Linked DNA regions of Homo sapiens: region 2 is linked to region 1. Evidence: read pairs that join two places in POLR2A ChIA-PET (ENCODE). Cell type or tissue: Panc1. All regions are shown on one strand. Each heading gives the region's core, and the rest is flanking DNA. Links, peaks and the distances in the headings are about the cores only. Region 1 holds the start of LOC124904197 (a long non-coding RNA gene). Region 2 has its middle 31 kb from the start of LINC01702.

Region 1 (5,382 bases), core at 283-5,282:
TCCTTGACCCAGACTTTCAGGAAGGAGCTGACACACTGCCCAGACTTGCGCTCACCCACATCGCTCAGAAGCCAAACAAACTCGAGAAGCTCGTGTTTTCCCAGCTGTATGATGCACTCACTTCACCAAGTGACTGGCCAGAAAACAAGAAAAAGAAAAAAGAAAAATCCCTCGTTCAGACCAGTCAGGGGAATAATTGCTTCAGCTGGCCTTTACTTTTTATTTTCATGAAGTATCAAGAAATCTAAAAATGGAGGAAGTTAGATCTATGACTTTTAGTCACTGAAAAGGAAAGAAAATATTATTTTTTCTTTTAGAGAGCTGATCGTGTTATTACTCTGCCTTAAAACTGCAGTGGCTTTCTATCTTATAATCTTCAAACCCCTTGGTATCCCTTCCAGGTCTTTCATAACTTGTTTAAAACAATCTTTCTAGCCACATCTGCCTCCTTTCCTCCCACTGAAAGCTGTTCTTGAGCTTTGCCAGGCTCCCATGGTCTTAAATACTGCATGTGCTTTCTTGCATACACGCTTTTTTGTTCATGCTATTCCTTTTGCTTGGAATACCCTTCCTTGCCTTGATCACTAGGAGAACTGCAACTCATCCTTCAAGACCAGTTCAAATGGCACTGTTACTCAACCCAACAGCAGATTTAGCTTCTCCTTCATCTGTCTCCCCTTAGGACTACTTTGTGTGTATCTCTTACTGCACTTGTTCTTTATATCATTCATCCACTCATTCAATAACACTCATTGTCTTTGCACTTTGTACCAGATACTATGTGAGGTGCTGAGGATCCAGGTGTAAAAGTTCCTATCTAGTGGGGCATGCAGGTAAGCAAATTGATTGTTATGAGACAGAATTGTGTTTTTGGTAAAGATAAGCACAGGTTGCTTTGGAAAATCAGAGGAGGGTCACATACCCCAGTCTGATTGGAGGGAGAGAATCCAAAGGGCTTCTTGGAGGAGATGACACCTGAACAGTCTAGAGAACAAGGGGTTTTTGTGTCCATCGTCTCATTCTTGGCAGAGCACTCCTGGAGAAAAGAGTTAATCATAGCTCATATCAAATCAAGTCATTTATTCTATACATGTTCATTGAGCTCTTTGCTAGGAGACAAACACTCCCAGGAGCAGCTTGGGAACTAGGCAGAAGCAGTCAGGAGTGAGAGAAGCGGATAAGAAAAATATGAGAGGAAATCAACGACGAGTCTCAGGTTTCTAGTTTAGGCGAATGGGTGATAGTGGATTAAGGCTGCCATGTGCAGTTGTGCAGGTTGTGGACTCACAGATGCAGAAGGAGGGGCAAGTTTAATGAAGAAGAGCCTTACACTTGATCCCACAGTACCACCACTTAATATATGATGTTGGAATGGACCACAATTGAGATAATTGTTTTGTTTTATTAAAAACAAGCCTTGGCCAGGCGCAGTGGCTCACGCCTGTAATCCCAGAACTTTGGGAGGCCGAGGCAGGTGGATCATTTGAGGTCAGGAGTTTGAGACCAGCTTGGGCAACATGGTGAGACTCCGTCACTACTAAAATACAAAAATTAGCCAGACGTGGTGGTGCTCACCTGTAATCCCAGCTACTTGGGAGGCTGAGGTTGGAGAATTGCTTGAACCTGGGAGGCAGAGGTTGCAGTGAGCTGGGATCATGCCATTGCAATCCAGCCTGGGCGTCAGAGCAAGACTCTGTCTCAAAAAAAAAAAAAAAAAAGAAAGAAAAAAGAAAAAAAGCAAGCAATCTGTTCTTTCTTGAGTGAACTAAAAAATCCACTTTCCTGCTATATTCACTTGGCTCCTTAATTTTCACACTTGAAAAATCTCTACTGTGAATCATTCATGTCTTCTCCACATCCCTCTGCCTTTAGACCATTTTGACACCTCTACCAGAGATTTTAGGATTTCCTGCTTAAATGAAGCTTGAAAACTAGGTATAAAACTGAATACTCAGTTATTAATATTGTTAATAATGGGGTTATTGATATAATAGTATTAAAAACATCCATTATTATTAAGTTCATAACCAAGAATTGTCTTTAGTTTTTAGAATTATTTCAAGCTACAATTTGATCATCTTATAATAGGGGTAAGACCTTTTTTTTTTTTTTGAGATGGGGTCTTGCTCTGTCTCCAAGGCTGGAGTGCAGTGGCATGATCTCTGCTCACTGCAATGTCTGCCTCCCAGACTGCCTCAAGCAATTCTCCTGCCTCAGCCTCCAGCGTAGCTGAGATTACAGGCATGTACCAGCACACCCAGCTAATTTTTATATTTTTAGTAGAGACGGGGTTTCACCGTGTTGGCCAGGCTGGTCTCAAAATCCTGACCTCAAGTGATCTGCCTGCCTGGGCCTCCCCAAGTGCTGAGATTACAGGCATAAGCAACTGGGTCCAGCCCAGTAATGCCATTTTAACCTCAAATTTTATTTTCCTTTTATTCTATTTCTTCTTTTATATAGTGGAAGAAATCTCAGCAGGAATTTTGATCACCAAAGATCCTTTACTAAAGCTAATCCCTTCAAAAGAACTGAAATACATCCTAATGTACCCTAAATAATTTCCTCCTCAAAGTTTGGCTCTTTCTAAAACATCCCTTGGGTTGCCATTTGACTTCCTGTTACATTTAGACAGAAACATAAATCTTGTAATAAATATATTGCTTTAAGATGTATCCAGGCCTCTCAAAATCAGCTCTTTATTATTCTTGATTGCTATTCTTTGCCTTTTCCATCTCTTTCTAGAACTGCAGGGCCCCAACATATGTATCTTAAAAATAGAAAATACGGTCTACAAAAGACAGCTGGGGTGGGAAGTGTAGCGATCATCCCTTTGCCATTGCCTATTTTTTCTCTTCAGCCTCACTGGCAACATATTTAATTTGCTTTTTGTTATGAGCCTTATCCTCTTTTTTTTCTGTATTTTGTTCTTCAAATGTACTTCTCTTTGAAGCTATTTATTATGGACTGTATTTTCTTTTTTTAAAAAATTTTCAACTTTTATTTTAGATCAGGGGTACATGTGCAGGTTTGTTACATGGATATATTACATGATTCTGAGATTTGGGGTGTGATTGATCCCATCACCCAGGTAGTGAGCATAGTACCCAATAGGTAGTTTTTCAACCCTTGACCTTCTCTCTCTCTTCCCCCATAGTAGTTCCCAGTGTCTATTGTTGCCGTCTTTCTGTCCACGAATACCCAGTGTTTAGCTCCCACTTATAAGTGAGAACATGGAGTATTTGGTTTTCTATCCCTGCATTCATTTGCTTAGGATAATGGCCTCTAGCAGCATCTATGTTGCTGCAAAGAATATGATTTCATTGTTTTTTATAGCTGCGTGTATTATCTTCTTATTCACACAGTTAGGTGAAATCTGATTAATAGATTAATAACTTTGAATTCTAAACATCTACTTGTGATTAAGTGAGAGAGGTTTGTCTTTGCATGGTCTGTGTGTAAAGGTTTTCCAGGTACATGTGTAATAAGCAAGGCAGTGTTATAACTAGTCTTTTAAAGAAGAACAAATGATTATTGGTAGAAGCACTATTTCCACAATATCATTCTTGATTACTTGACATTTTTATCTGTTCATGAAAAGAGATCCTGTAAAGCACTTATCTCCAAATCTTTGCCCGTATACCCTTCCATAAAATTTGAAAATGGTATACTTTCATCCATCTTTTAACTTAAATATCTAAAAATTTTATGATACATTGAGATGGTTGCAAAGGAGGTAATTTCTGAACATATTATAAATAGTACCATTTAAAAATAAAGCTCTTATATTACTCTCTTGGCCAGGCGCGGTGGCTCATGCCTGTAATCCTAGCACTTTGGGAGACCAAAGAGGGTGGATCATTTGAGGTCAGGAGTTCAAGACCAGCTTGGCAAATATGGCAAAACCACTAAGAATACAAAAATTAATCAGGCACAGTGGTCTGTGCCTGTAATCCCAGCTACTTGGGAGGCTGAAGCAGGAGAATTGCTTGAACCCAGGAGGCGAAGGTTGCAGTGAACTGAGATCGCACCACTGCACTCCAGCCTGGGTGACAAAGTGAGACTCTGTCTCAAAAAAATTAAAAAAATAAATAAAAATAAAGCTCTTAAACGTTTCTCAAAGAATTCTAAATACCACAGCAATTTGACACCAACTATAGTGATTTGAGATCCATCATCTAGTTAAAATTATATAAACAAGCTCTTTAATATACATTTTCATCATTTTTCTCCATTTCACTTCTACACAGAAGTTCATTCTAAAATAATAATGCTTGAAAACCTTTTATTTATCATTCTACTATACTTTTCTACCTCTACAACAAAACAAAAAAATACATATGTAAATTAAATGCTGCAAGTGTTTTAAATTTTTTCTGAATTTAGTTATGATTAGCACAGAATTAACCAAAACAACAGAGGAATATTATAAATTTTATGCATAATTATTAAACTTAAAAAGTAAGTTTTTATTAGAATCACATTTATTGGTAAGCTGAGTGGCACTTTTTCTCAACTGCTTCTTGCATCCCATGAGTGAATTATTTATTGCTAGAATGAGACAGGGTGTAGTATCCATTCTATTTCTATTTGTTATTTTTACAGATAGAAACATTGAGAAGCTGTGTTCACATAAGTAAGTAGGTAGGAATGGAATTCATAGCATTGACACTCAAGTTTAAACTATTTCATAGATATAAGACGAAGATAACATAGCCATTTACCATAAAGATATTTTAAACGATCTATCAGCTGACAATTCAGTTACGTCCTTCCATTCTGTTGAAAGCAAAGAATTGAACACCACATGACTTGCACATAGATTTATTTCCCAGTCATTAGAAATTAGGAGTGCTAATGCTAGATGATGAGTTAATGGGTGCAGCGCACCAGCATGGCACATATATACATATGAAACTAACCTGCACATTGTGCACATGTACCCTAAAACTTAAAGTATAATAATAATAATAAACTAAACAAACAAAAAAAAGAAATTAGGAGTGCAGTGGCACCAACACAGCTCACTGCAACCTCTGCCTTCCAGGCCCAAGCCATCCTCACACCTCAGCCTCTCAAGTAGCTGGGACTACAGGTGCGCACCACCATGCCCAGTTAATTTTTATATTTTTTTGTGGAGATGGGGTTTCGCCATGTTCCCAGGCTGGTCTTGAACTCCTAGACTCAAGGGATCTGCCTACCTCAGCCTCCCAAAGTGCTGGGATTACAGACATGAGCCACCGTAGCCAGCCTGGGGTTGTTCCTTTGTAGCACAGAGATTTCTCCACCTTGGAGCAGTGCCCCAGGGTAAGTCTGGCCAGCAGTGAGATGTGATTTTCTTCTGTGAGGTGGGAGAATGGACCTAATGAGGGAACAGGAGGGAGA
Region 2 (5,382 bases), core at 119-5,118, 68 kb before region 1:
TTATTGCGGCACTATTCACAATAGCAAAGACTTGGAACCAACCCAAATGTCCAACAATGATAGACTGGATTAAGAAAATGTGGCACATATACACCATGGAATACTATGCAGCCATAAAAAATGATGAGTTCATGTCCTTTGTAGGGACATGGATGAAATTGGAAATCATCATTCTCAGTAAACTATCGCAAGAACAAAAAACCAAACACCGCATATTCTCACTCATAGGTGGGAATTGAACAATGAGATCACATGGACACAGGAAGGGGAACATCACACTCTGGGAACTGTTGTGGGGTGGGGGAGGGGGAAGGGATAGCATTAGGAGATATACCTAATGCTAAATGATGAGTTAATGGGTGCAGCACACCAGCATGGCACATGTATACATATGTAACTAACCTGCACATTGTGCACATGTACCCTAAAACTTAAAGTATAATAATAATAAAATTAAATAAATAAATAAATAAAACACAAATCTCATTTTGTCACTCTTCTGCTTAAACACTATCAATGATTTACCATTTCTTTTCTTTCTTTCTTTTGTTTTTTTTTTGAGATGCAGTCTCACTCTGTCACCCAGGCTAGAGTGCAGTGGCGTGATCTCGGCTAACTGCAAACTCCACCTCCCAGGTTCAAGCGATTTTTCTGCCTCAGCCTCCTGAGTAGCTAGGCTTACAGGCACGTGCTGCTGTGCCCAGCTAATTTTTATATTTTTAGTAGAGACAGGGTTTCATCATGTTAGTCAGGCTGGTCTCGAACTCCTGACCTCGTGATCTGCCCGTCTCCACCTCCCAAAGTGCTGGGATTACAGGCGTGAGCCACAGCACTGGGCCTATAATTTCTTTTATTTAAAAAATTCAAATCCTTCGTCATGGCTCATAGAGTCCTGCACAACTTGGGCACATGCTTCTCAGCAGCAGCATCAACTGGTGTCACCTGGCATTACCCTGTGTCACCCGGCATTACCCTGTGTCACCCAGCATCAACCCGCCCCACTTCCTTTGTCCTCTGTGCTCTTGCTGCACAAACCTTCTCCAGTTCCTTAGACTCATGGACAGACAGAGCCTCTCCCTGTTGTCATAGTAGTTGTTTCCTGTTTGTCTGGTTAATTTCTATTCATCTTTTAGAGGTTTCAGCTTAAAAATCCCTTCCATTGGAAAAACTTCTGCAGCCCCTGAGGCCACACCGGCACCGACCACACATAGGCACAGCACCATGCTTGTTTTCTGTTCTCCTGGTCACTGTGGCCATCATTTGATCAATAATTTGCTTGATGCTGGTTTCCTCTACGAGTGTCTAAGCTTCATGATGTTTGGAACAGTATCTTCTTGTTCAATGATGTCTTTCCAGTACCTAGCACGATGCCTGGCATTTAGCAGGTGTTCAGTATGCATTTGTTAAGTGGATAAAACATATTCTAAATCTAGATCTTTCTGATATAATAGAGCAAATGGGAATTTTTGTTGGTGTCATTTGAGTTTTCAGTGACTGTAGCTTTGCTTATTGTTTGCCTGTTGATCAGTTTCCGTTTTTTCATAGAATGCACTATGAGCATTTGCTCTAGCCAGGTAATGCACTAGGTACTGGAAATCAAAGTTGAATAAGATTTTGACTCTGCCCAGAAGGAGTTTACCAACCGGCAGGATAGTTTATATTTTCATGGAAGGACACAGACAATGGGAGGATTGGATATTTCCATGGAAATGAGCTCACTTACACTTGTTTTATTCAATGAGATCATTCATGTAGGAGTAGGTAGGGCATCAGAGAAAGGGTTATAGGCCCTCTTGGCTGAGCCAGTGTGGCTGTGGCCAGGTTCACTGGAGTCAGAGTACAGCCCGGGTTCAGGAGGGCTGAGCTGACTCACCAGGAAAAAGCACAATCAGGAGTCAGGCCAGGTCAGGTGAGCAGGCTGGGCTCACCTGCAGGGCAAGCAGGCACGGAGCACGTGGCTGTGCAGACTCAGTTTGTTAAATACTGGGCTGCCCCCAGTGGTATCTCCCTAGACACCACAAAACCCACTTGCATTAGAAGCCCTCTGTGTGTGGGTTTATGAATTGCCAGCAAGGGCTGAGCCAAGGTCTTCAGGCAAAAGGTTGAGCAAATGGCCCTGTATTCAGGGAGAGCAGAGTTTGAACCTGGTACCACTTGGAGCTATGGGATCGTGAGACAGAGTTATGTCAGCTTTCTGAGGCCCAGTTTCCTCTTTAGCAAAGTGAGACAGGAATATCTGTGGCTCACTGGGGAGATGAAATAATGTACAGTGAGTGCCTCTGTATAGTTGATATTCATTAGCTGTTTCTTTTCTTGTAGGTGTGGGTTCTGCTTTGCAAGAACTTTTATTCCCTTTCTTCACTGCTCTGTCCTGTCACCCATTCCCCTCCCCTATCACATACTTTCTCCAGTCTTGAAGAAACCTCCAGTTGTGGCGTGATGAGTAGGCTCTTCCTGTGCTATGGAGGGGTACCTGGAACCTAGAAGGCACTCAACACATATTTGTGATAAATGGTCAGATGGGTGGAGAAATGAACAAATCCTCCATTTAAAGGCTTCTACTGCCACTATAGTAACCATGTGTAGTGGCGCAATCTCAGCTCACTTGCAGCCTCGACCTCCCAGGCTCAAGTGATCCTCCTGCCTCAGCCTCCTGAGTAGCTGGGACTACAGGTGCACACCACTGCACCTGGCTAATTTTTTCTATTTTTTGTAGAGATGGGGTCTCCCTATGTTGCCCGGGCTGGTTTGAGAAAGCCTTTGAATTTCTAACTTGACTCTGCCATAGACAGCAGACAACCTGTGACCACTAACCCCTTCAAGGATTACTCTGTGGCGAAGTCATGTTGCCCACGTTCATACCCCTTCCTGGGATAACCTGCAGTCAATGAATGATCAATGCCAGAGTACAAATGTCTGGTCATCTTCACCCAACTCCAGGAACTCTAGAAGGTCACTCTAGCTCCTGGACTTCTCCTGGGTTCAGCCTAGGCTGTCTGCTTTTGGCTTGAGTCCTCCCTCTGCATCTTCGGCTCCCTTCCTTTCCTTCTTCAAGTGTTGATCTGTACATCATTCCCTAATAAATATTTTGCACCTTAAAATGTGCCTCAGAGTCCACTTTCTGGGGGATGAACTGGTAACATATTGGCTCACCTAACTAAAAGGGCCAAAGGCTATCAGGCACAGTTGGGTATAAAGCTAAGCTAGAGGCAGGCCATAGTGGCTCACACCTGTAATCTAACCACTTTGAGAGTTCGAAGTGGGAGGATCACTTGAGGGCAGGAGTTTGAGACCAGCCTTGGCAACACAGTGAGACCCCATCTCTACAAAATTAGCTGGGCATGGTAGTGCATGCCTGTAGTCCCAGCTGCTCGGGAGGCTGAGGTGGGAGGATTGCTTGAGTCCAGGAGTTCGAGGCTGCAGTGAGCCATGACTGTAACACTGCACTCCAGTATCCTGGGTGAGATGATCCCTTTCCTCATAGCCTTACCATCTAGTAGAGAAGAGATATCTTATACAAATAAAGGCAGATTCATTATAGTAATTATGATTATATAGGGGACTGATATGGTTTGGCTGTATCCCCATCCAAATCTCAACTTGAATTGTATCTCCCAGAATTCCCACGTGTTGTGGGAGGGACCCAGGGGGAGGTAATTGAATCATGGAGGCTAGTTTTTCCCATGCTATTCTTGTGATAGTTAATAAGTCTCATGAGATCTGATGGGTTTATCAGGTGTTTCCACTTTTGCTTCTTCCTCATTTTCTCTTGCTGCCACTATATAAGAAGTGTCTTTCACCTCCCACCATGATTCTGAGGCCTCCCCAGCCATGTGGAACTGTAAGTCCAATTAAATCTTTTCTTTCTTTTCAGTCTTGGGTACGTCTTTATTAGCAGCGTGAAAACAGACTAATATGGGGATGCTAAGAAAAAGAAAGAATGGGCCGGGCACTGTGGTTCACACCTGCAATCCCAGCAGTTTGGGAGGCTGAGGGGGCGGACCACCTGAGGCCAGAAGTTTGGGACCAGTCTGGACAACATGGCGAAATCCCGTCTCTACGAAAAATACAAAAATTAGCTGGTGTGGTGGGGGACGCCTGTAATTCCAGCTACTCGGGAGGCTGAGGCTGGAGAATCACTTGAACCCAGGAGGCAGAGGTTGCAGTGAGCTGAGATCGTGCCATTGCACTCCAGTCTGGGCAACGAGAGAGAAACTCCATCTAAAAAACAAAAAAGAAAGGATGGGATGGGAGTTTATAGTTCAGGACTTGGCCACAGAGTCTAACGAGGCCTCCCTGAGCAGGGGACCTGTAAGCTGGCTTTATAGAATGAGTAAAAAGGAGCCTGTCTAGTCAGAGGGGACCACATATGGTAGGAAGGAGTTTGATGCGTTGGAGCAACTGAAAGGCCAGGGTGGCTGGAGCCTAATGTAACACAATTTTGATGTAGGAAAGAGCTTTGATTTGTGGGCTCCTTCCTTTCTTTGCCTGAATCTATCACCCTAGATGCTGCTGCCTATTGGATGCTCAGAGCACCTGCTCTCCCGAGTGCGTGTGTGCATTCTCTCTCTCTCTCTCTCTCTCTCTGGCGTTTTCTCTGCTCAGACCTGCTGCTTTCATCACATCCACACTGGCCTCTTTCCTCCTTCAAAACTAGTCTATTCTGTGCCCCTCTGGGTCCCCTTGGATTTCTTTAATGAATCCCAAAAATGAATGGCAATGCATGCACCTTCTGGGATCATCTGGCTCCTAAAGACCTTTGACACAACTACTTGGCTGCAGGTGTGTGGAAGGATTAAGCAGAGAGGAAACAGCAGAGGCTGAGGCCCAGTCAAGTAGAGAAAGGAGAGCCTTTGCTGAAATGCCACGCCAAAGGGGGTGAGGTGCAGGAGCCAGGTCCTGGCATGAGGGAGATGGACCAGCACCAGGGAACAGGTCAAACGAGAGGCCCAATTATTGGCATGCCGGAAGCAGAGGCAGCTGGAAGGCAGAGGCAGCCAGAAGATGGCTGATCTGTTGCCAGAGTGCTTTACAGTCCTGCCCTGTCTCCACTCGGGAGCTGTAGCCCAAGGCGCAGGGTCTGCACGTGTGAGGAATGCAGAGAATGGCAGGCATCGGGGAGGGCCCAGCGTGAGGAGGGAGGGGAGGGTGGCACGCACACAAGAGGAGGAGAGATTTCTGGAGCCAGGAACCACACCTGTCTACATCTTTCAAAGCCTTATCACCTTTGTAATTTAAGCAGTTTCATTTCCACTGAGATTAAAAGTGTGAGCAATTAGGTAAATTGTGCCTAATTTACTACTCCCTAAGGAAGTGTGACAGAATAACCCTGAACGTCATCCCACCCATCAAATATCCTGGCCATAATTGCCTTCTGTATGT

The links. ChIA-PET counts read pairs that join two places held together with the same protein. Peaks named below come from ENCODE experiments on the same cell type or tissue, not always from the same donor. Only the 100,000 strongest peaks of a DNase experiment are listed, where the experiment ranks them.
Region 2: POLR2A ChIA-PET joins it to region 1 with 9 read pairs; 4 of 35 experiments call an interaction of 5 or more read pairs at or near these places.

What each region holds. Positions count from the first base shown.
Region 1 is chr1:67,618,833-67,624,214 of GRCh38, forward strand. LOC124904197 (a long non-coding RNA gene) reads left to right here and starts at 254. Exons shown (of 2, transcript XR_007066160.1): 1 at 254-833. In Panc1, for the core only: no CTCF peak of the experiment used is centred there; no DNase peak of the experiment used is centred there; H3K27ac peaks cover 3,987 bases.
Region 2 is chr1:67,550,602-67,555,983 of GRCh38, forward strand. No RefSeq gene overlaps it. Among named protein-coding and RNA genes, the nearest start is that of LINC01702, 31 kb to the left of the region's middle. In Panc1, for the core only: no CTCF peak of the experiment used is centred there; no DNase peak of the experiment used is centred there; H3K27ac peaks cover 685 bases.